Regions from separate parts of the Mus musculus genome. Here all the other regions are linked to region 1. The links are chromatin loops, found by intact Hi-C in ENCODE. Cell type or tissue: heart. All regions are shown on one strand.

Region 1 (8,000 bases):
AAAAACCAGAAACCCATCCATTATATTACTGTTATGTGGGGAACCCCAAAACACAAATACCCTCAAAGATGTTAGAGGCACCCCTTCCAATCAGACAGCATTTAATAAAACACTTTAGAGACACCCCCTAAGTGTGCTTATAGTTAATAAGGGACACTATTTCTCAATTTTTGTCAATAGCATAAGTCCCTTGGTATAGCAGAATACAACCAGCTAACATGCAGTAAGTTGGCAAGCTCTTTAGCTACAGAGTTCCTTCGGGCCATTCTGAGTTTACAGTGTCTCTGGAAGTTTCTGATTCTAATACTCACAGTGAATTATCAAGTGTCCCTGGTTTGACTTTGTTAATTGTACACACACACACACACACACACACACACACGTCATAATACCTCTTTTCTCAGCCACAAGGTTTTTGTTTGCCTATTTGTTTTAATAGCATAGGGGTCAAGAGACTTATGCATCCTATTTCACAACAGACAAAACAAATGGGCACACAGTCACCCTCAATCAAACACATCAGTAGTTTCAGAGACTAGTTTTCAGAATTCACATTGCTTTGCGAATTCGTTGACCATCTGTTTACTAAGTTCCCATTCATTTACTAGAAGTGGGTGCTAGGCATCCCAAGGTTAAAATTCCTGCTGTCTGAACTTATCCACCACCAGCTACCAAATGGTGACCCCACTGGGATCATAAGGTACTGTGAGAAAGAGACGCCCTTAGAGCTTTGGTTCTCACCTGCCTAGTCCTTCGACCTCTCAATACAGTTTCTTATGCTGTGGTGCCCCCAACCATAGTCATTTTCATTGTTACTTCACAACTGTAATTTTGCTACTGTTATGAATCATATCGTAAATATCTATGTTTTCCTGATGGACTCAGGTGACTAGGTGAAAGGGCAAATTGCATAAACGTCAGGGAGGTAAGTCCTCCAAATTACGATGTTCATCAGAAATTCAGTGTGCCATCCCTCAACATAGAGAACCCCACATCTACAGACTGGCAGCCAAGACACAAGGCAAATACTGGGGTGGGTTTCTTTGCTTGCTTATTTCTTTGCCTTAAACAAAACAAAGTCACCCATCAGTGCTGAATCTCATGGTTTTAAGTACAAAACCATTTGGTCTGTAGCTCAGTGATAAATGCTTGCCCAGTGCATGTAAGACTGTAGATTTTATCCCCACACCATAGGATAATAAAGGCAAATTAAAATTTTAGAACTCTCTCAATGACAACATTCAACATTTTCATTTTTAGAACACCAAGGTCCACAGGTCTGACTGAAGTGTATAAGACTTTATGTTTACGTGTGAGACAGACTATGAGACAGATAAACACTGTGACCTTCAAAACAACTTTAACAAAGTTATCAAACAAAAATAGCACTGGAGTAATACGCTAGAACCAGAATTTCCTTGCATTTGAAAAACAAATACAGTGAGTTGATATTTTTAAAAATTCTTTGGGGAAAAAATTAATCTCCCAAGCTACACAGCAATTTTAAAATAGAAATGAATGTCTTGTCACACTGTGAGTTGCTCTTAAGCTTTTTAATGTTTTATAGTCTGGGCCCTTGCTACAGTATAACTAAAAACGATCACCAGGTGATTTGTCACCAGGTGATTTGTCACAACTTGTCCTAAGATGAAGAGAAAGAATCCCAACTTATTTCAGGAAAGGGGGAGTAAGCTGAGGGCAAGAGAAACAAACGCCTTAGCAGTTAAGAGCAACTACTGCTCCTGCAGAGGGCCAGAGTTCAGTGCCTAGCATGCACATCAGGTGGCTTACAGCTCCTTGTAACTCCAGCTCCAGGGGTTCCCGTGCCCTCTCTGGACTCCCAACAGCACTTGCTCTCGTGTGCACAAGCATACACATTATTTAAAAATAATAAATCTTTTAAGAACGGGAATAAGAGCTCGGATTCTCTCGAAGTAGACAGTGTGTGAGTTACACATTAATGAAATAACAAGTCAACCCAAATTTGAAGTTCGATTTCACCATATTTTATAAGCAATAAACATAAAAGTTAATGTTCGCTGATACTTGGTGCACAATATCAGCTGCTATGCTGAGACTAAATCAGATGATGTGTACAGGTGTATACAGAATGTCTCTAGTGCTATTGCTATTACTCCCATTTAGGAAGTGAGAAAACTGAGGCTGACAGAAGTCAAATGGCCTGTAAGCACACATGATCAATGTGACAGAACCAGAAGTCAACCCCAGGTATTTCCATGAACGGGGGTGTTTTTCAGTCTGTCATTCCTGAACCTTCTGGCACAGTAATTTAGTGTGTGCTTTTCCTACGGAAAAGGGCAAGAGTTTTTGTTAATTCCTCAAAGCCGAAATTCCACAAAAATCACAATCCCACAATTCCATGCAGTGTGCCACATCAGTACCAGGGTGTGTCCAGGAGCTTTTACACCCCCTCATCAAGTTTTAAGTTTTAACCCTTTCTGCTGCTGGGGTCAGGGAGTCACATGACTTTCTTCGGGTTTTGCCTCAAAATTTCCCGGGCCAGTCAAGACTGTGCCCCATCATCCCCTGGTAGGCTAATTCGTGCCACAAATTTCAGCCCTGTCTGTTGGCATCCAAATCTGAACTTTCAAAAACAATGACCCAAACCACTTGGCCACTCAACTCGGAAGCACAGAGTAAGTTTCAATCAACCAACCTTCACTGCCTTGCCTGGAAAATAAGATATCATTATATCCACTTCAGAGAAAGTAAGACACTGTCACTCTGGGGTGAGGTGATAAGTCAGCTATACAATCAGGACCAAGAATGAGAACTTACCCACCCCCATCCCCCACATCTTCAAGACCTTGTGAATGCCATGTTAGCTATACAGAATCGTTAGACTAGGACAGCCAGTTACCCAGAGCCAACATGCTACATCAAAAGGAGATGTACCCAGGAGACAGCACTACTCTCTGCCAGCTCCTAGGGTGAGTGTGATGTTCAGCAAACTCCTGGACTATGACTTAACTCAATCTGGAACTTAGAGCTACCCAAAATTCCAGGCCAGAAACAGCACTCGTGTTGGAATGAACTTAACCTTGAAACTCTCCACTTTTAACTACAGAAGTGAACTTCTAAGGAAGGAAATGCATCCAGGTCTCACAACTCAGGAGCCAAAGAGTTCTAGAAAGCAGAGTTCCAGGCACCTGCCGAGATCCCTGAACTCCCACAGCATCCAGAAAAGGATCATGGCCAGAGATTTGGCCAACCACCAGCCAAGGCTCCTTCCATCTTTGCTTGGCTAGAACTTGCCTCTGCAAGATCCGGCCTCTACTTCCAGGCTAGATGCCCAGGGGGCTAAAGCCAGGACCCCGGGCTCTGTTTACTTCTTCTAAGGACAAAGGCAATTGTTTCCTACTGCTAATCCCAGCAGAGACCGGGGAAATACCAGTCTGGCACGGCGGAATTAATTTCACACGGAAGACTACGCTAGGGTCATGTTTTATTTATGGTCCTGTCTGATCAAGATGATTTCTCCCACAAGAGATGTCCAAAGCAAACAATCTTAAAGACTTGGAGAATCTTCCTTTCCTGTCTTCCAAAGTAAGAGGGGAAAGGGGCGGAGGGGGGCGGGGGTGAGAAGAAAACCAGAGATAGCAACCTAGTGGATTACAAAACTCGGTGTGTCAGGAAGAGACCGATAATTTTTGGATGCACAGCCTTCGAAGAAATGAGGCTAGACAAAGTCCTCTGAACAAGACACATCCTATCCAGATTGGTGACAGCGCTCCTCTGGACACTGAGTCCAAATAGGAGCCGGCGCGATAGGCTTAGCATGGGGAATCTTCCTCTTCCCCAGGATGAAAGGTGAAGCGACCACCAAAACCACCCACGGGCGACTCCAGCGTATTCTGGTCTCTGACACCCCAAGAAGCAACTCCACAGTCACCACTCCCACCAGCGTCAAACGCTCCAGGTCTCCCGCTCCATCCAAGACCGCAGTGATTAGCGATTCCCACGTCTAAGAATCTGGATATGAGTTGTGGGGACAAGCCAAGCTTTCAGATCACATTCAATAGCTAAGGACCCAAGCAGATACAGACATGAAGGGATCGATCGGCTCAGTGACACTTCCAAAGCACACGGTCGGGTAGCCCATGTAGACAAGCGCGCGAGGACAACCACTAGAAGTCAAGGACCCACAGAGTCTCCTGACAGTCACTATCCCAGGCTGTAGCAGAGCACCTTTAGTTCCCTCCCCTCTCCAAGACACCAGCGCGCACGCAAAGGGACCTAAAGGGCCCCTACAGCCGGGACCTGGAGGGTGTGGGATGGGACAGACTGAGCCCACCTCTTCATCCTGCTCCTCTTGGGATGCGCTGCTGACCTGGGGCACCGGCAGCACCGCTCCTCCCGGGTGCGGCAGCGGCAGGGTAGGGACTCCACGCTCCAGAGCCACGCGCGCGGGAGCCCACGCGGCGGGTAGCCGGGTTCCCAGGGCGCCGCCCGGCGGCCGCGGCGGCTGCGACCTGCAGGAGAAGCGGCTGGGCTCCCCTTCCTCCGACAGAGTTTCCGAGCCAGAGGATGACTCCGCTGAGGAAGCGCCCTCCGAGGACACGGCTGCCGCCGAAGAGACTAGGGTCCGGGCGCCGTGTCCGCTGCAGCCCCGGGGCACGGGCTCAGGCGCCTCGGAAACTTTCTCCCCCATGTCCCTTTTCGGCCCAAAGTGCCGTCCGAGGGGTGGCGGTGCGCTCGGCGCCTCCCGAAGAAGCCCCGGCTGCTCTGCTGTGTCTGGATCGCGCTGCGGCTCCCGGGCTGCGGGGAGCGCCGCCGGCGACTACATGACAGAGGTTGGACCACAGGAGCGCGTCGCCAAGTTCACTGCCGCCGTGGCTCGGCTGCTGACATGGACTCCCGCGCGCGGGGCCATGCCCACCGCGATCGGCGCTCCGCGCTGCGCCCGAGCCGCCGGGACTGCGGCTTCTCCCGCTAAACCTGCCTCCGGGACGGAGCGGAGGAGACGGGCAGCCCGCGGAGCCAATGGCAGCGCAGGCGCGCTGGTGGGCGGAGGCTGCGGAGCCGCTGGCCGCGCGGGCGTCAGGTAGGGGAGGTGGGGCCAGGAGCGGGCCACCCGATCCCGCGGGAGCTCTGGGTGCGCGGGGCAGCCCCACGGCGCGGGGATCCACAGGGCCGACGCGGAGTCCGCGGACTTAACTCGGTCTGGGACTCAGAAATGGGTGGGGGAGTGGCCGTCTGTCCTTGGGACGTGGGTGGGAGATGGCTGAGTGAGGCGAGACCTTGGAGAACCGGACTTTTAGTCTCCAAAAAGTGAAATCGGGGAAATTAGGCGGGAGGATTCGCGTGAAAACGGAAGCGCGCGGCCAGTCACGCGCAAACTCACGCTCCCACCCGTGTGCAGAGAGCGAAGTCCGTGGTGGGTGGAGAGAGGGGATCCAAACGCAGCCCATCTCCAAGCCTCTTTCTGGATAAACCTCTTGGGCCTCAGTTTCCTCAAATTGTAAAGGGAAGCGTCAACACCGATGTTGTCTGGCAATAAGACTAGATAGAGCAAAATAAAGTGTCAGCAGAGTTCCCGGCTTGGACACAAGCCAAGGTCTCCAAAGATGATTTTTCTGTATTTCTGCTTAGAAACTAAAGTTAAGTCAAAGACACGCGCTTGTGACAAAGGAAGGAAACAGCTGATGCTCTGTGTTTAGGACCAGGCTTTATCAGAACGGTCTTAGCAGCTCTTTGCGGTTCTGCCGCTGGGCTAAGGGACATTCCTAACTGGCTTTCTCTAGCCCTGCATAGGCACAACGCGGCCGACCTGGGGCCTCATTTTTCCTTTCCTATAAGAACAAGGAGAAAGAGCTTCCACCAAAGCACCAACAGAATAATCACCTTAACCTTTGTGGTGTCTTGGATCTGCTGGGAAGCCAGTGCGGAGTTAGGCAGCGAGAAATAAATGAGTCCTACTTGCCTTCAGCTCCAGACCCGTCTGAGCTCCACACCGTGACCCGAGGTATAAATTCAGCCAGCTTCCATTCCACAGACGTTGATTGAGATGTGTGCCAGTTGGTTGCAGGGGATACAAAGATGAATACGGCAGGTCTCCTGCCCTTGAGGAGCTTGTGGTCGGGGGAGAGATTGATATTGCATAATACCGCCTCATTATTCATGTTTAAAAGCTCTGGTAAGTGCTACAATGTGCCGTGGGAGAAGAGGGGAAGAATTACACCGAAGCCATTGCAGATCTTCAAGCCGAGGAGTCCTCCAGAATTTTACATTTCTCTCTGTCAGAACAGGTCTGCCAAGGGTCCTTGAGAAAAGGACTGGAGTTGAAAGCCCCGTTGGCTAATGAGCCCTTTTATGCTACCTTAGTATTTACAAGTGATAATGGGGGCGGGGGGGGGGGTGCTCATCTAGTCTGGACAGGCGGCTTTGTCCTGAATACTTTCCGACTGCCTCTGAAGAGGGAAGCTGTAGGATGTGACCCTCTGGCTGTGGATAGCTGTCAGAGTTGCATTGTGACACTTCAGAATGATCCAAAGGGAAGGGAAGACCTGCTGAGGTAAAAGGACATTCAGGAGACTTAGCTAAGTGGCAATGTAGAGGCTGAAGAGCGCACAGTGGGGCGGCCTGAATCCACCCCCTGGGCTTCACAATGACTTCCCTCCTTAGAGTACTGGCCTTTATCTGAGCCCCTATGTGGTTGATTCAGCACAGGGGAACTGAAATAAAGATTTAAGCAAGCCATTCACATCAAAGAAGAGGAGGGATTGCCTTCTCAGTTCGGGAAGGGTGCAACAAGGACATGGTTTGAATCCTAACAGCTAAAAAAATGGCAGTTCCTAGAGCCAGGGCTCTCCTGCGCTAAAGGCCTCAGAGTCCTGGCAGAAACCGAATGAAATACTTTAGGGATGAAGACACAGGCCAAAGAGCTGGTCAAAGGTCACACAGCAAGTGAGCAGTGGCTCTGTGGTTGGTACTCTGAAGTCTGCCTCTCAGAACAGTTTTTTAATCAAGGATACACATATGTGACTACTAGACTATAAATAACCACGGAAAAGGAATATTGTCGCCTTGGTTCATTATGCAAAAAAAAAATTTCCCTTTGGTCACATTTTTTTTTTAACTCACAAACATTTATATGACACTATGTGCCAGGCAACATTTTAAGCACTGTGCAAAAGCTATTATATACTCAATCCTTGTGTTGATCCAATAAGGTAGTGACATTTTTTTTTTGGTCTTGTATTACATCTGTGAAATACTGAAACCTAATGTTAACACAGCTAGCAAGTGTTAGAGCCAAGATTCAAAACTAAACAGTATTCATGTTCTAAACCTGTCCTTTTCTAAGTCAAGTACTAAATACTATTTGTTAAAATTACAAACACTGATCCCAAATAAATACATTTTACATTGCAAATTGTGGTACACATATATGCACACAGATGCAAAAAAAAAAAAAAAGCCAGTTTGTGATTTAATGCCTTTGTTTATAAACAATGCAGCCTGAAATTTTTATTGAATTTGTCCAAAAATAACCAAGACAGTTGTGAGTTACTAAGTGGGATTCACCCTCTTCAATAAAGCACACTCTATCATCACACTTGACCACGTGTGTCTGAGAAGGATGACGACTATAGTTTAAGCTGAGTTTCCAGATAAGAACCGGACAAACTCAACACCACACGACTATCAATAGAAGAGGGTCAGAAGGTCAAAATGGTTCCCCGAAATTACCCCAATCAGGCACAGAGGCAAATCCTTGGATATGGATAAACTGCTGGACCCAGGTCAGTTTACATGTCTAAGTCCTGCAATTTTCCTATCTTATTGAAATATAAATTCCTTCCTATCTTATTGAAATATAAATTCCTTCCTATCTTATTGAAATATAAATTCCTTCCTATCTTATTGAAATATAAGTTCCTTCCTCTATGACTATCTCCAAAAGAATGTTTCAAAAATGTCTCCAGTGTTTGATACTTTGGGGCCTGAGGAGAGGGAAAGCACACACACACACACAC
Region 2 (8,000 bases), 160 kb before region 1:
TCCTGTTAGAGTAACAGGAAGCTAACAGAAAACTCAAAAGGAAACTACAATCTCTAGAACAAAGAAAATGACCAAATTTACAAAGACTGGCCATACCACAGGTTGGTGAGAAGGCACACTAATTACACTGCTCACCTACTGTTGGTGGGAGTATAAAGTGTTTGTATTTGGGCACTTTGTCAGTTTCTTATGAATAGTAATATTGATATAATAATACATACATATTATTAAAGTGGTATGCTAAGTAACAGAGCAGATACAACATTCACACTGTATGTCCCAGTTAACACAAAACATTTAGGATTAATCTCGTCTGCAGGGAAAGTATATGTACAAGGAGTGTGTGTGTGTGTGTGTGTCTGTCTGTCTGTCTGTCTGTGTGTGTGTGTGTCTGTGTGCATCTGTGGGCACCTATGCCTTTGTATGGATGTCTGTGTGTGCCTGTGTGTTTAACTGTGTGTATCTCTAAGTGTCTGTGTATGTGTCTGTATATAACTGTGAGCATCTGTGTCTCTGTATGTATGTTTGTGTGTGTCTGAATTGTTGTCTGTCTCCACCTACATTTTTACATTTTGATCATGCTGGTAGTTACACCAAAATATGAATTTTCCTAAGTGCATTTGTGTATATTCAAAATACGACCAGGTCATTGTAGGTAAACTATATTCCATAAATTTTACCGCTCAAGTTCTTAATTTAAACTGCTTTCTAGACTTAAGTAACACTTTCCAAAAGGGTCTACAGGCAAGCTTTTACACACGGAACTCCAAGGCTGTACAGAACCCTGTAAGAAAAGCACAATTCCTCTTCCCGTGACCCATGTCACCCCGACTCACCTGTGACCTATATCACCCCGACTCACCTGTGACCCATGTCACCCCAACTCACTCACCTGTGAGGGCTCCTCCCAGGCTCCCCCGCCGCAGCTGCTTCCCATCCTCACTAAGCTGTCTCTTGTACTTCAGTGATTTTCCGAGGCCGCAGGCCACATCTGGGTTGCTGCATTTCCGAAACGGCATGGGTGGCGGAGACAGTATGTGGTCAAGCTGTGGAGAGAAGGACAGTGCTATCAACTCTGGGGGACACCCAGCACAACCAGGAGACACCCAGTACAACCGGGGGACACCCAGCACAACCGGATCTCACGCTCTCTTCTGTGCATCCCCGTCTCTAAACACACTCCCTTCAGCGCTGGTTTTAATTTGATAAGTTTAGAAAGCTCTAAATTTTATTCTTGTACCTTCTGTCTGAGAGTCAGTATTGCTCGCCGCAAAATCCCAGTACCAGGTTTTGACGGCAGGTCACAAACACATGAGCAGCAGGCCATAGGATTAAGTTTAGTAGATGATGACCACAATTTTCAATGCAGTGGGATAGTTATTATTGGACCCCAACAAGAGCTGGGAAGATGGCTTGGTCACCAAAGTGTCTGCAGTGAAAGCATGAGGACCCAAGTTTGTTCCCCAGCATCCATATAAAAATACCTTGGCATGGTGGCACAGGATTGTAATCCCAACCCTGGATTGGATTGGGTACCTGGGTTGGCTGGCAAACGAGTCTAACCTATCTGGAGAGTTCCAGACCAGTGAAAGAGGTAAGAATGTGCAGTTCCTAAAAAATAATGCCTGAGGTTGACCTGTGGCATCCTCATACACACACGTACACTCAACATCATACAACTACACACACACATACACACAGAGAGAGCAAATAGGAAGGTATTGTTTCATAACTGAGTGAATTATACATACATGCATACATATGTAGCCTGGAACCCCATATAAAATAGGTCCTTCTGTGGATTCCCCCACTTTGAAATACTGCTATATAAAAGCAGATCAAATTTCACATATTGCTCACACACATACATGGCACAGGAGAGGAATGTCTAAGCACCGCAGCCCTTAATGGAAATCAATACACCCTTATATCACTGTATAGCTCTTAAAAAGAAAGCCTGTCACAGAATCAGAGAAACCAAAGTCACTTCAAGAGCCAGCTTTCCACAAAAGAATCCCCTGGGTCAAAGCACTCATGTCAAGATCTGCTCCACTTTCATGAGAGCACCTGAAGAGAGCCGCACCTTCTACACGCTCACCTGCGAGCTGAAACGCCCGTGTGTGTGCCGAGATATTATTAAGGACAAAAATATTCCTGGGCATATACATATGTGCTTATCACTATTAAGTGATTAAATTCCAGCTGTCACACAAAAGGGCAGCTGCCTACAATAAAAGCAGGAAATACTTGGACAACACAGCTAAATGCTGTTTTAAGGACGGTTTTACCAAAGTAGTCGGACTTTGCTATCATGAGAAAGAGATGGAATATAATTTTCTGATCTGTTTTTAAGACTATCACAGATCTTCTTATAGGAGAGAGTGAGTAAGAACGGGGTCATCCTTTTGGCTGTCCGCGTGCTACAGTATATTCAAAATTGCCAGGAAAAGAAACGACTGCCTGGGAGTGGCCGTCCCCTCCCTAGATAGTTGAGCCTGAACCTTCATCAGTTCCACAAGATGGGAACGGTCTCCCAACCTCAACTGCGTTCATTAGCAACACGTGATGGATCTCAAGCACTTCTTAAAAAGAACCATCTGCAACTCCCAGACACTCAGGTCTTGGCTGCATCTCACTGCCAGTTGGTTTTGCAGTGAGAGGACCCTGAAGAAGGAGTAGTCCATCGACTCCAGGATCAAAGCCAAATCAGGAGGGGAAGGGACTCCAGGGGACACTTTTCAAAGTAACAGCCCTTTCAAAGGAGGGGGTGTAGTCATCTGAAGATGTCAGCCGGCTGCTGTTTATCATATAGATGTCCATTTATGGGGGCCTCCAAGGAGAGACTCCTGCCCAGCCTTAGATGTTTTGCCCTTAAAGCCTACAGACAATGAAGCACCTGAAGAGTTAGCTACATACGAGCGACTAGAAAACACAGAACCTGCCTGCAGTCAGACTGCCAAACAAGAGAGATTACTGGTTCCCTATTGTTGGTACCACTGTATGCCCTTACCTATGTGCCCTTTTTCAAACTGCCAATTTATTGGTGGTGGTGGTGGTGGTGGTGGTGTTATTGCATTAAAAATTTTTCAGAAGAAAACCTGTGACTATGGAAACATGGAACAGATTGAGGGAGAGGATAAACACCCTTTGTCTATTGCCAGGGCAGAAATATTATTCCTTGCCCATATGGTTTTCACTCCTCCTCCACCCCACATCCATGCATCAGCCCCCCACTCCCAGTATCAGCTGCAGACAGACATCTCATTAATACTTTCGCACCCCTCTTCTAAGAACATAATCTCTTCAATGCCTCTGTAATCTATATGCTCTCACACAATGTCTCCAATCTTTTGCACTATGGAAAAGGCTGGGGAAACTACAAAATAAGGCTCTATCGTGTAGACTTAATATTATTAAGTTGCTCTTTTCCGTGACTAGGAAAATTGTGGCCACAAGGTGGCAATGTACCATAGATAGTCAGCAAACTGTTCCATGCTTGCTCCTGCTAATAAATGTACCAAGAATTAGTGGCCACCCCTTCAAAGCAATCGAGCGGGTTCGGGTCCATTCTACTTAGTTATTTTCTCTTAATTACTAGTGGCAGCTGCATAAAATACAAATATTTATTGTTTAAGGTCCATCAGCTGCTGCTGCCCGTTTTTCATTGGCTTGCAGAATTGCAATTAATTACTCTGGGGAAGAGTGTTATATCGCAAATCAACAGAGGGTGGAAAAGTAGAAGAAAAAAAAAGAGGCCTTTCCTAAGCAGGAATTATGCGATTCCCTTATATATTTTCAAACAGTTACAAACGACATGGGACACATGTGGAAGAAAGAGAAAGAAATTAAATGAGAAAGTGAGGGTGAAAAAGAAAAAACAAAACAAAACTCAACCCCCTTCTCCATCACAGAAATGAAAACATGAACTAATAGTTCATCGGCTGGATTTTTTGCTTTGTTTTCTCTTGTCTTGTTTTTGGTTTTTTTTTCCCCCATCAGAACCATAGCCTCTAGAGGAGACTACTATTTTAAACCTGGGAAGATCGAGGCAGTGAACAGTGAAGGCTGAAAAGTCTCAAAACCAGCACAGGGCAGCTCTCCAAGATCCCAGTTCCGGCCTCTATCAATTCACGCTCCCAACAGGGCTCTCTCTAAACATATCATTTTTCCAGATTTTCTGCATTGTTGGTGGCTTTAGTCTTTCTATAGTAATTAATCAAAGCCTTTCAAAATGGCCCACTGCAGCCTGGCACTTTATTTTCCATTTTTTTGCAGGGATTCCAACATTCACAATCTCTTAAAAAACACTTCATCGCACCCAAGAGCTGATGGTACGTATTAGACCTGTCATTTTGAACATCGCCATTTACCTGATTTCCAGTGAGTCTATACCCCAACTATGATGGTGATCTACCGGTTTAACTAAAGACAGAGGACGTCCTAAAACTCTGAGGCTCAAGGCCACTGGCTGAGGTACTTCCAGGGTCTCTCCTTCAGCAAACAGCAGGGTACTCACAGAATCCAATCCCACTCCTTGGTCACCTAGCAGGCTGCTAGCCATAAACACATTGTACTGAAGAGGTCATCTGAAGAGATGCCTTTCTTTGATCTGCCAATCAATCCTGATTTCTGGTGCCTGGACTTCCTCAAAATTCCCTATGTTAGTTTCACAAAGTCCTTTACTTCAAAGAAGAACCATAGAACACTGGACAAAGGTCCATTTGACCATTACTAAATTAAGAATTCATACAGAGGTAGAGCATGTTGCTCCATGCCACAGTGGGACAGTTGCTCTTGCTGGAAGCCTGTCCCAGGAACTACAAAAACATCTTAGAGAACCAAGGTGGCATGACGAAGAGAAATCTGTTATAGTCGTGACGGAAAGTTCACAAAACCACAGGTCCCGTGACTGTTCGTCACAAGCAATTCGTGTAGTAATCTCACATCTATGTTTGCTGTAATTGTCTCTCATTGCTGTCTGGCAAAAAGGCTTGAGAAGAACAGAATGCATCATGGTTACTTGTGGCTCCTGCCTTCAACAAAGATGAACACAAGTGGGTCAAGACATTCATGAGAGCATCTCATCTTTGGTCCCTTGGCTTTCCCCATCACTCCCACATCTGCAGATGTCAACCATACGCACATTTTCCTGGGCTGAGCCCCCCCTGTCATGGCGCCATCTTCCTACTTCCCTAGTGCACACTTTCACCATCCACAAACACATACGGCATGCTTCCAACTTAACTGCATTCTCCCACTTGATCTTCAGACATGGCACTGCCAGACACATCCGTTCTTCCCTTCAAGGTTTCTGTGTGATTACAAGGATCTTACAAAGAGACAGAGAGACAGCTCAGCTTACAGTTACAGACAGAAACTCATTTACCCTGGCTAATCAGCTCACAAGCTTTATAAACAGTCCTAACTCCAACAGTATGGTCTGCTAACTCATCCTTCCCAATACAGCTCTAGTCCCAGTCGCTTCACCATTTCTCCTGCTACCACCTTGTCCCTGACATAGCAACGTCTCCTTTAACAACCTCCCAAAGGCTCCTTCTGCCTTCTCGCTAACAGCAGGAGAGTAGCCAGTGTCCCTTTGAAAGCATATGCCAGATGCGCCAGCTGATTTTCTGGAGTCCTTTCCCAGACACTCCTTCAAAACAACTCAGGGTCTGCACACTGGCCTGCCAGGCCCTTCCACCTGCCTCACACAGCCAACTCTCCCCTGTTCTCATTACACATTGTTCTTCTGCAGATCTGCAATGGCTGCAAACATCTTCCTGTGCATTTTTTCCCTCCTGGGAGACACTCTTAGCTTGCTTCCCCCATGTCCAGGGCTCCACCTGAGGGGCAGTCTCCCTGGGAGGCTTCGGTGCTAATGCACAGATTACTATACTCCTCACTTAAGTCCTTCCCCTCTCTTTTCTTCATACATCTGCTGCCACGGCACATATGAGATCCTTTATGCTCGTTTATTGTCATTCTTCCCCAGCTATAGTTGGAGTAACAAGAAATTCTGCAAGTTTGTTTCTTCTGCCTCACCCTTACAACAGGGCTCATTAAAAAAAAAGAAAAGAAACCAAAGAAAGATTTTTAGTATGAACAAGTGTCTGATATGTAGAAGTATTTAGTTAAAATATAATAGTGAAAATAGAGAACACATGCCATAAAGAGCCTTTATCGTTGAAAAACTAAGAAATCACGTCAAATGTAACCAAGTTGAAATCTTACAAGGCATCTCCAGTACTTTGACAAAATTGAGCATTTCACGTATGGCGAGAGCCTTAGGTCATATCAAATGGCATCCTTTATAAGAGTTTTTTTTTTTTTTTTTTATTCTAAACCAGCATGCTAATTTTTGACAGGGCTATCTCTGAAGGTGATTCCTAAATAATGAATTATTCGACCTTTTAACTATATCCCTACTGGCATACTCACGTGTGTCCATTAATCGAGTCTCTTTCTGCTCCATTCCTCTTTTCTGTAATTCTGCATTCATTCCCAAGATGTGACACTTGCATTTTAAAGACCCATCCAGAATGCACGTGCCCTACGGCCAAAGTTCACAAGTCCAAAGAGTATCACCAATGTCATTTGCATTCCTAATGGAGCCATGGCTAACGTCCTCTTTTGTGCTTTAAACAGAGAAAAGGATTGACTAGGAATGTAGGTTATGAAAACGTTGCTCAGTCATTCTATTTCTTGGTATTAAATATTCTAAAAAAAAAAAAAACAAAACCAAAGATACAAAAATACCTGAATCAGGAAACTGCGCAGACCTTGCTTATAGCTCCCATCAAGTACTTATCCTTTCTCTCTCTCTTCCTCACCACTCAATACAGAATCAAATAGGCAACTTAGAACGACTTTACTGTATTTTAAAGTTAGATTTTACTTTTAAGCCAACACTTAAAAGAACAAACAAGCAACTGACAGAATAGCCTTCTGTAGCTAGAGACGTTTACGGCAGGATTGTCACTAATTCCACAACAGTTAGGTGCTCAGACCAGAGCTGACACATAAGCGTCTCTATTAACGTATTTAACTCTTAATGCATCATTTCTTCACCCACAGAACATTAGTAACAATCATACTGATCCCCTGAGTGGGATGTAAGGATTATCAGCTTTCGTACATGTTCGCGCCTGAACATCTGATAAAATAGAAAGGGCACCATTTGTGCTTGCTGTAGCTACAATCCATTTCACAAAAGTCACCTCTTCTATCACCCAGGCGAACATTTCTACATGGAAATTAAACCTGCTGCAACTTTACCTGGGACTTTGATTTCGATTGTTTGTTTTCAGGGTTTTTTGGTTTGGTTTGGTTTTGGTTTGTCTGGTTTTTTTGTTTGTATAGGCTAAGAGAGAATAGATGGGACACAGAATGCCTGATTCATAAGAAGTCACATTTTCTTGTCCTTGTGTGTGTCATCAGCCATGGTATAGCGTTTGGGAGGAGCCTTGAATCCATTCCAGATGCTCAGGGACAGAATTCTAGGGCCATGCTCCAGGCAAGCCACTTCCGTCTGAAGACTAGATGTCAGGTGACGAGGACATGTAGTTGAGGCATGAAAGGGGCTAACACATCCAAGCAGTCCATAGCCTAAAACACTGGTGCGCACTCTGGCACTGTCTGCAAGGCTCAGCTCAGCTGACAGGCAACACACATGGCTCAGAGTCACACCACTGCTCTGTACCGCTCAAGAGTATGTAAGAAAACACTTCTTATTCACGGCACTGCCTAAAGAATAAACCAGGTCCCCTTACTGCTTTCTAATATCTAAGTATTGACCTGTCAGGCCACCAAGAGAGTGACAGTCCTGACCATACTGCATTGGGTCTGCTAATTGATTTTGCTGACAATCAGTCTGGATTACATCCCCCCCAAGAACACGGGCTTCTACTTAATGATGCTGTAAGCAACATCCCTCCAAATCTAGCCGCTCGGATCCAGAGTGTACAAGGGAGGAATGCACACCACGGGGCCCTGATCAACAC
Region 3 (8,000 bases), 63 kb before region 1:
ATTCTGTGTTCACCTGTTTCTGTTTTGGGTCCTTGGGTTCCTCTCTCCTTTGGAACACACCTTCTTTTCCACGTCCAATCACACTGCCTCTGTGACCTCATCTGGTCTCATTGGTGCTTTCCTGCTCAGTATCAATTGGACTGGATTTGTTACCACCCAGGTCATACGCGTCTGAGTGTATCTGTGACGGTGATTCCAGAGAGGACTAGAGGAAGTGTGGACCCACCCTATGAACAGCATCATCCCGTGAACGGATGTCCAAGGATGAAAGGGAGGTAACAAACAGGAGCGGGAGAGATGGAAGAGTGCTCACAAGCACTTGCTGCTCTTGCAGAAAAACAGTTTGATTCCCAGCACCCACATCAGACAGCTCACAACCACCTACAACTTCAGCTCCAGACGATCCAATGCCCTCATACGGTCTCCATAAGCATTTGCACATGCACATGTATGAGCAGACACACACAGTCACTCACAGATAGAAAATTGTTTTTTGGTTTTTCTTGTTTGTTTGTTTGTTTGTTTGTTTCGAGACAGGGTTTCTCTGTGTAGCTCTGGCTGTCCTGCAACTCACTTTGTAGACCAGGCTGGCCTCGAACTCAGAAATCCGCCTGCCTCTGCCTCCCGAGTGCTGGGATTAAAGGCGTGCGCCACTATGACCAGCTCAAAAATTTTTTAAAGAAAGAGAGAACAGAAGCAAGCTGAGCAGTGACATCCATGAGCCTCTGTTTCCTGACTCTTTGTGAGTAGCTGTCTCAAGCTCCACACCACTGTCATGATGGACTGTGAACGCAAACTAAGCAGAGTGAAGCTTTCTGGGAGGTGCTTTACTCAAATACTTTATCTGGAGCAATGAGGAAAGTAAGTAAGAAACCTTTCTGATGCCAGTGGCTTCCAAATAACACTTGTAGGCCCTCCGTAGGCTCACACTCTTAGAACTCATTGCTTAGCTATAAATGTCCATCTCGGATGTATTGAGTTAACATGCACAAAACTAAATTCCTGGCTTTTATCCCTTTCTCCAAAGCAATCGTCCACATACCTGTAAACATAACATACTCTTCTTACTCCATCTTGCATATCCTGGATCAGAGAAGTCATAACACACTCAGGCTGCAGCTGTCCCTCACCAGCTCTGACAGCCCCGTCCTGACAACTGTCCCTCGCCACTTTTGATAGCCCCCACCCTGACCATCCTCACTTACCACCCCCTGCAGTCTTCCCACGGGGGTCTCCTCCTCCTTCCCCTTGACTCACCACAATCTATTCTCAGCACAGGAGTCGGTGATCTCAGCACCACCAGCTAAGAACATCACCCACTCCTCCTTTGTCGAAACTGTCCATTGTTCTGTCTCTTCACTCAGCATACAAAGCTCTTAACTGGCCCAGGGGTCCTGCCTCTTCACTTCTCTGAGCTCACCTGCCTCTCTGTCCCTTGCTCACTATTCTCCTGCCACAGTTACCTCCAAGATAGACACTCCTTGCACAGCTCAGAGGTCAGACGCTCTATCATTCCAGGGCTCTGCACGTTCTATTCGTGTTCCTCAAACACCTTTTCTCCTTCCCTCCTTTCTTCTGGTCAGATGTCACATTTGCAAAGACTACCAATAAGTGACCTTCAAAACCAGCAACTGGTCCCATCACCTCCAATGTCCCTTAACCTTCTCTATCTCATTCTACTAACAGAATCATGACTTTCATGGGGAAGGGGAGAAAGAATAATCCAAACAGTATTTTTAAGTAAATCATCCCAGTGTCGTCAACTGGGATTATGTGCTGTAGAGTGCATATTCTGAGTACAGAGTTTTGGTCTTCCCTACTTAATATTCACAGTCTACAGGAGTGATGCATATTAGGTGCCCATAAAAATATGAAGTGCCAACCTCACGTGCAGGTCCATGTCTGTAACTCCAGCACTCAGGATGTTGAGGTAGGATCACCTCAAGCTTGAGACCACTGTGTCCTATAAAGTTAGAACCGATCTCAAAATCGAGTTGTAGATTTCAAGCTCTCGGGTGGCAGAACTGTTAATCTGTCCTGTTCAGTCCCTGAGATATCAAGGTGGCATGAGGTAAGTCCTGAGGGAGGGAAGGAATGACTACTGATTAACCTGAAACTGTGACCTCCATGAATAGAGGGCCACTCAAATTTCAAAGATAGGACTGTTTTTTCTTGCTGATTTACCCTAAAGGTACTAAAAAGTGTACAGGAGCAAGTAACTCATGCGCAATGCAAAGAACTCAGCAAAGAGACATCAAAGCCATCAAATACTCCACAACTAAATAAATATCTCTACTGAATCACCATTTTGTTATTGTGGTGTTGTTTGGGGTTTTGTTTGTTTTTGCACACACTGTAGCTAAACCATCTATGGTCACAGCCTAGATTTGTTCTTAATTTCTTCTTTTCATTATCGTTCAACAGATGGAAGCAATAAAAAGCAGCCAGCATGCTCAGCGCTCTAATTTCTAAGCTATAGCTCTTTTAAAATGACACTGTCCCTTCGACTTTAGAATAAGCTCCTTACATGCCCTAAGTGTGGCGTATTAAGAGCGCTTGAGCACGTTAAGAAATACCTAAGTAAACGAAAATCCTTGGCTGCATTACAGTATTTAATTAGAAAAGAAAAGGACGCTGTGGGACTTCACATGATGGAAGTGTGAAATAGAGAGCTCAAAATGAAATGATGTGACAGACTCTGAAGAGAAGTCTCTGCTCTCCCCACATCTTGATCGCCTACGTTCTGCTTGAGAAACTGAAGACTGCCGCCTAATTATTATGTCCAAAGTACAGCCCACAGACAGAGCCCCCAAGGACAGGAAAATAAATGCAAGGGGAGTAAGAGTAGCCCAGTCTGTATTTTTATGTAAATAATCCCATGATCAGATTGTGAGGAACACAGTCAATGCTCTCAGAGTGGATATTGTGGGTGTAGAGTTCTCGTTTTCACAATTTTACATTTAGAATCTAGAGGAGTGCTTGGTCCGTATTAGGTCCGTAATCTCTGATTACACGGAAGATCTGCTTAACAGGAGGGAAGTCACGCCAGGCAGTAGAAACCTAACTACTTACTCAGGGTTAGTGAAGTCATGGCTCTTGGAAGAGAACCTACAACGGCCACTTTACTAACGTCGCACAACCCCTAACTGCATTCTAACTCTATGTCCTTGTACCCACAGGTAAGTGTAGCTACCCCCTCAGCAAGGACATGTCTCTTTAGGATGGAGAGACACCATTACGGAAGACCACAGCTGATCCAAATGCAGATTTGTGGATCCCAGTCCCAACTATGACACAACTCCTGCAAACTAAGGCTCAGGAATCATTTTCTGGAAGAGGGAAAGATTGAAAGAGCCAGAGGATCAGGGAATTTGTTGCGAGATTGTGCCTCCTAGAAATATCAGAAGGGACACCCCCGAAACCTGACCAGCATGGCTGCCTCAACATAGCCTGACCAAGCAGGATACCACTAGGCATGCTAATGTGGAAAGGGAAGAGGTCAGAAGGCCTCAGCCTTAGACAAAGAAACTGCATGCAATGAAGGACTGCTGAGAGCAGGAGAAACAGTCTTCCCTAGGAAGGGCACATGAATCAGTTATTCAACACCAAATGGTCAGCCCTGAAATCACATATGTACAAGTTACATGGTATATACGGAGCAGGTTCTATTTATGCTTTTAGCAATGTCGTGCTATATATAGCTAGAGATATAGACATATAGATATCAATCGAGGAAAAAGAGACCATAAATTTGAAAGAGAGCAAGGGGTGGGTAATGGGAATATTTGTAGGGAGGGAAGGAAGAAATGGTGTAATTCTATTACAATCTCAAAACTACAAATGTTTAATAAAAATTATAATTCAGATGACTCCAGGAAGGAGAATAAAAGATTAACAAAAAGTATTTCTAATACAACTAAGTAAAAACACCACTAAAACCATACAAAGTATTAATCTCATGTGCATGTCTGTAATCCCAACATTCAGGAGGCTGAGAGGCAGGGTGACCTCAAGCTTGAGGTCGGGGTGTCCTATGTAGAAAAGTGCTATCACAAAAACAAAAGCAGAAAAACAAAACCAGGGCTGTGCTTACTGCTATACTAGCTACTGGGAACATTGGTATGCTGCAAACCTCTCTATTTTAACTAAAATCACTAGAGAATTAATCTCGTAGCTATATAATCCATAGTTCCCTTTGGCTTTGTGAGCATCTATAACATGTATTTTGGGGTACACACACAAAAAAAGAAGGCATATAACAAAGTGCTACTACATTTTTCTCCTCTCTCAAAATCAAAACTCTCATCTCCTACAAGTCAACCATTACCGCATATTGCAGAATACGCCTCCATTTAGAATTATTAAGAAATGCCTCTGTGCCCTATATCCCTTTCCCAGTTATTAAGGGCAAATGCAAGAGTTTCCTTTGGTTTTCCTTGAATTTTCTGCTTTGGTCTTCCTCTTGTTGGACAGAATGTTCTCTGCTTCGTCTCAAAGCTGATATGGCAAATCCTCTCGCAGGCATTTTGGAAAGTCCTTGGCCCAAGTGTTACAGCAGACCCTAGAGCTGATTGCCAACTGCCTTTTTCCTTATCTCGATAGCAGAGTCCAGATATATTTAAAAATAACAACATGCCCAGGCCAAAAAAGGAAAACAGAATCGCCATCTTCCTGGGACTCCTCTGCATTGAGTGTTCACAAGCCATGCCTTGCCAGTGACATGAGTTCAAAAGTTTTATGCCAAGCACAGAGCTGCTTCACCACTCCTGGAATGCAGATGCCACAGTGCGAGTGCCATCTTATCGTGACGGGGCGGGGGGGGGGGGATGACTCAGTGAGAATGCCAAAAGAACCCAACTCCCACAAGGCACGACCAAGTGCCATAGCAGCCTCAAACTGCTACCTCCTGCCTCTTCCCATGTGGAGAAACAGCCCCGCTGTGTTCACACGGCCACTGAATCCAATCCTCCCTGACCTTTGTGTTACTGATAACTGACGGACTCCCAAGAGGAAACAATCATCTTTGGTAGCAATCTCCCTAAAAACAACGCATTTTCAAAAACAGAAATGGACTGACTGGGTGGTAGCATAGGATCTTGCACATTTCAGTAGGACAAGAGTATTGAGAGTCTGGCTCTACGTCTCTGCTTCTGAAAGAAATCAAGCTTTTAAGAAGATACAATCTTAAATTAAAGTAACTAGAGAAAAATCATAGAAGGGCTGGAAAATCCAACCTCCATTAATGAAAAGTCTGAATTATAGCATTTAATATTTTCATCATTAGCAAGATAATTATCTGCACATAAATAATGCTCCTAAAATATGTGCTAGCTCCCCCAAAAAGTTTAATCACCAAAAAATTTAAAATCTCCCCCCAAAGCCATGAAAACATTTGGTTCTGCAACAGAAAGCTCGTCTGGGTCGTGGTCAGGAGTTCACTCTTCCCTTATCACTAGCATCACGGAGCTGCAGACAGCACAGTGTCACTCACTAGGGAAGCTCACATCGTCTGTGGGTGAGTCGTAGCCAGCCTCGAGATGAGGTGCACACTCATTCTACAACGCATGTTCCAGTTTTGCAGAATAGAGAGGCTCATTCCTAGGGGCAGCTCATCTCTTAATGACCGCTACCCATGAGCCATGTGGAGAATGTAGCCTACCTCTGTGATATTCTCAGACACCCTTCTACGTGCCAAAGGGGTCTCCACCACCACTCCCCTACCAGAAAATGTCTTACTGTAGAAGACCCAAAAGAAATGCCTATGCTCTCGGGCATTTATTCCCTCGCTTCCTGACACCTTTAGTGGAGTCTGTCCTAGGCAGCAACAGCTACATTGACGTAGCTTTTGTCCTCTTGTCACGCTATAAACTCCTCATAAAGACGTCTTCTTTTGCATCTCTAAATTCCATAAAAAAAGAAACACGAACCATGTAATTCTAAGTCATGACTTATTGGGAATACTTGAAGCTAAGCTCCCCTAACACAGAATCCTTAAAGGGAAATGTGGTTTGGCTTTCCTTATGGGCTAGAAAGCATTTAACCCCAAACCTCCACTCAACGTCCCACGTGAAAAGGCACGTCAGAGTTTGTGTACACACAGTCCCTGTCTCATTAGGTAGGTGGGCGGGTACCAACGGCAATTAACAGTCAACAGATCCGAAACCGCATCCTCTGGCCTCGCTGCTGCTTACTTCTCAGCTGTCAACCAGAAACATCTTCCCACTGTGATGAGGACCAACTTCTCCGCAGCATCCCTACACCAGGGCACAGTGCCCAGCACTTATAGGCCATTCAAAAGTCACTGAATGAATGCACCTGTGAAGAGACAAGTGCTGGACCTGAGAGACAGAAGGGCCTTTCCCACCACACCCTGCAGGCTCGGAATGTTTATCTTAGAAAACACAGCTTTTCTCGGCATTCCATTCAACAACACAGGTAACTCACTCTCCTTCTCAGTACCACATATTACTTGAGAGACTATATGCCAGTTGTTGCCTTGGCGATTCCACTTTGCTTAGCTTTAATTTGATATTGATTTGAAAGGCATGAAGCGGGGGGGAGTCCCACCGCAGTTCTATAATTAACAGGCGGGCTTACATAAAACTTGGTTGGAAATAGGCTGGTCTTTGTGACACTTCTTCCCAAGTGGGAGCTGCAGTCCCTTTTAGTATAGACAGGCCAATCTAGAAGGCTCAGCTTGACAATCTAGGGTGTGTTCTCAACGGTGCCTGAAACCACATGCAGCATCTAGCTTATGTATATAAAGCTTCCTGACGAAAACTTGAGAAAAGTAAAACCGAGAAGCTAAACTCCTCAGTTCCCATTTGATGCTTGATCTTTCTAGTCCGTGCCGTGTTCTCGGAGGTTATCAGCTCCTGCTGAAGGGGCATTAGCAAGCCACCTGGCCCTGGAGGACAGACCGTCTAAAGATCTCTGGTGTCCACCAAATAAGCTATGTGGACAGCCATCCTTTAGTTCAACACAAGCACATGCCTGGCAGAACACTGCAGAAGACAATGAGGGCCTGCCTCAATATTGTGCATTCTTTCTTTCCTTTCTGCCTTTGTACCCCCAGACCTGTTGTAAGCGTGTTCCTTTTTCTAGTCCATGTCTAAATGTTATCACACTGGATTAGAAGTAAAGAACCCAGATACTATCAGTAACCAAGGTGCATTCACCATCCACACCCATAGTTAAAGAGAATAAAAAGCGGCAAGCAGAAAGGAAGGACCTAGAGAAAGAAGCAGCAGCCCCCAGCCCCCAGCCCCCAGCCCCCAGCCCCCACCGTATGGGACTCACACTGCCCTTGCTGACGGTGCTCACACATGCATCTTCCATTCAGGACTATGCATTTGTGGAGGCAAAATCCGATTAACGGAAAATGTATATGGGGAATTATACCACAACTACTGATTTCACTTTCGGTTGTAAAAGGCTGACGAAAAAAAATATTGCTACTCGATAGGGAGGAAATGGGGTATCAGCATATTAATAAGGAATATGCAATTTCTTCTCCCTGCAAGATGAGGCAGTGTGATGTTTATTCTATGAGGGTACAATTAGAATGTTAAAGGGTCTCTGGGTATTGTCCAGTGGAGATTGGTTTGCAGATTGCTAAAGGATTCAAGACTCCGGAGACATTCTCTTTGGTGATAAGACAGTGTCCTCTGTTAAAACAATGATAATTTTTATCTATCCTTGTCACCCAGTGAACTAGATAGGCTATTGATTTAGGTTAGACATCCAAACAACGATAAATGGTGACTGGATTTGGCCATTACTAGAAGGCCAAAACAGATATTTTATTCACCTGACCAACAGTCAGTCTATGAAGAAGAAATAATTTACACAAGCTCTGAACATTTCTTTCATGTTTCTTATTTTTATTGAATCTTCTCAGAAATACAGTGAATAAACATTTGCTCTATGACTGCAAAAATAAATAAATAGATGAAATAGAGAAAAATTTGATACTACAAGGCAAAGTAAGACATATGGGC

Evidence for each region. Peaks named below come from ENCODE experiments on the same cell type or tissue, not always from the same donor. Only the 100,000 strongest peaks of a DNase experiment are listed, where the experiment ranks them.
Region 2: a loop joins it to region 1, with 9 times the contacts of the local background. A loop is called at or near these places in 14 of 42 quality-filtered maps.
Region 3: a loop joins it to region 1, with 2.2 times the contacts of the local background. A loop is called at or near these places in 2 of 42 quality-filtered maps.

Annotation. Positions count from the first base shown.
Region 1 is chr13:103,329,521-103,337,520 of GRCm38, forward strand. Mast4 (microtubule associated serine/threonine kinase family member 4) reads right to left here and starts at 4,972. Exons shown (of 29, transcript NM_175171.3): 1 at 4,316-4,972. The coding sequence starts at 4,672. In heart, a CTCF peak has its summit at 4,470; DNase peaks (open chromatin) are centred at 4,381 and 5,011; H3K4me3 peaks cover 2,783 bases; H3K27ac peaks cover 1,669 bases; H3K27me3 peaks cover 2,460 bases.
Region 2 is chr13:103,170,511-103,178,510 of GRCm38, forward strand. It overlaps Mast4 (microtubule associated serine/threonine kinase family member 4), which reads right to left. Exons shown (of 29, transcript NM_175171.3): 2 at 893-1,046. Among named protein-coding and RNA genes, the nearest start is that of Gm30050, 77 kb to the left of the region's middle. In heart, a CTCF peak has its summit at 3,454 (motif pointing right); DNase peaks (open chromatin) are centred at 3,461 and 4,111.
Region 3 is chr13:103,266,504-103,274,503 of GRCm38, forward strand. The region is part of intron 1 of Mast4 (microtubule associated serine/threonine kinase family member 4); the gene reads right to left. Among named protein-coding and RNA genes, the nearest start is that of Mast4, 64 kb to the right of the region's middle. In heart, no CTCF peak of the experiment used is centred here; a DNase peak (open chromatin) is centred at 4,558; H3K4me3 peaks cover 270 bases; H3K27ac peaks cover 517 bases.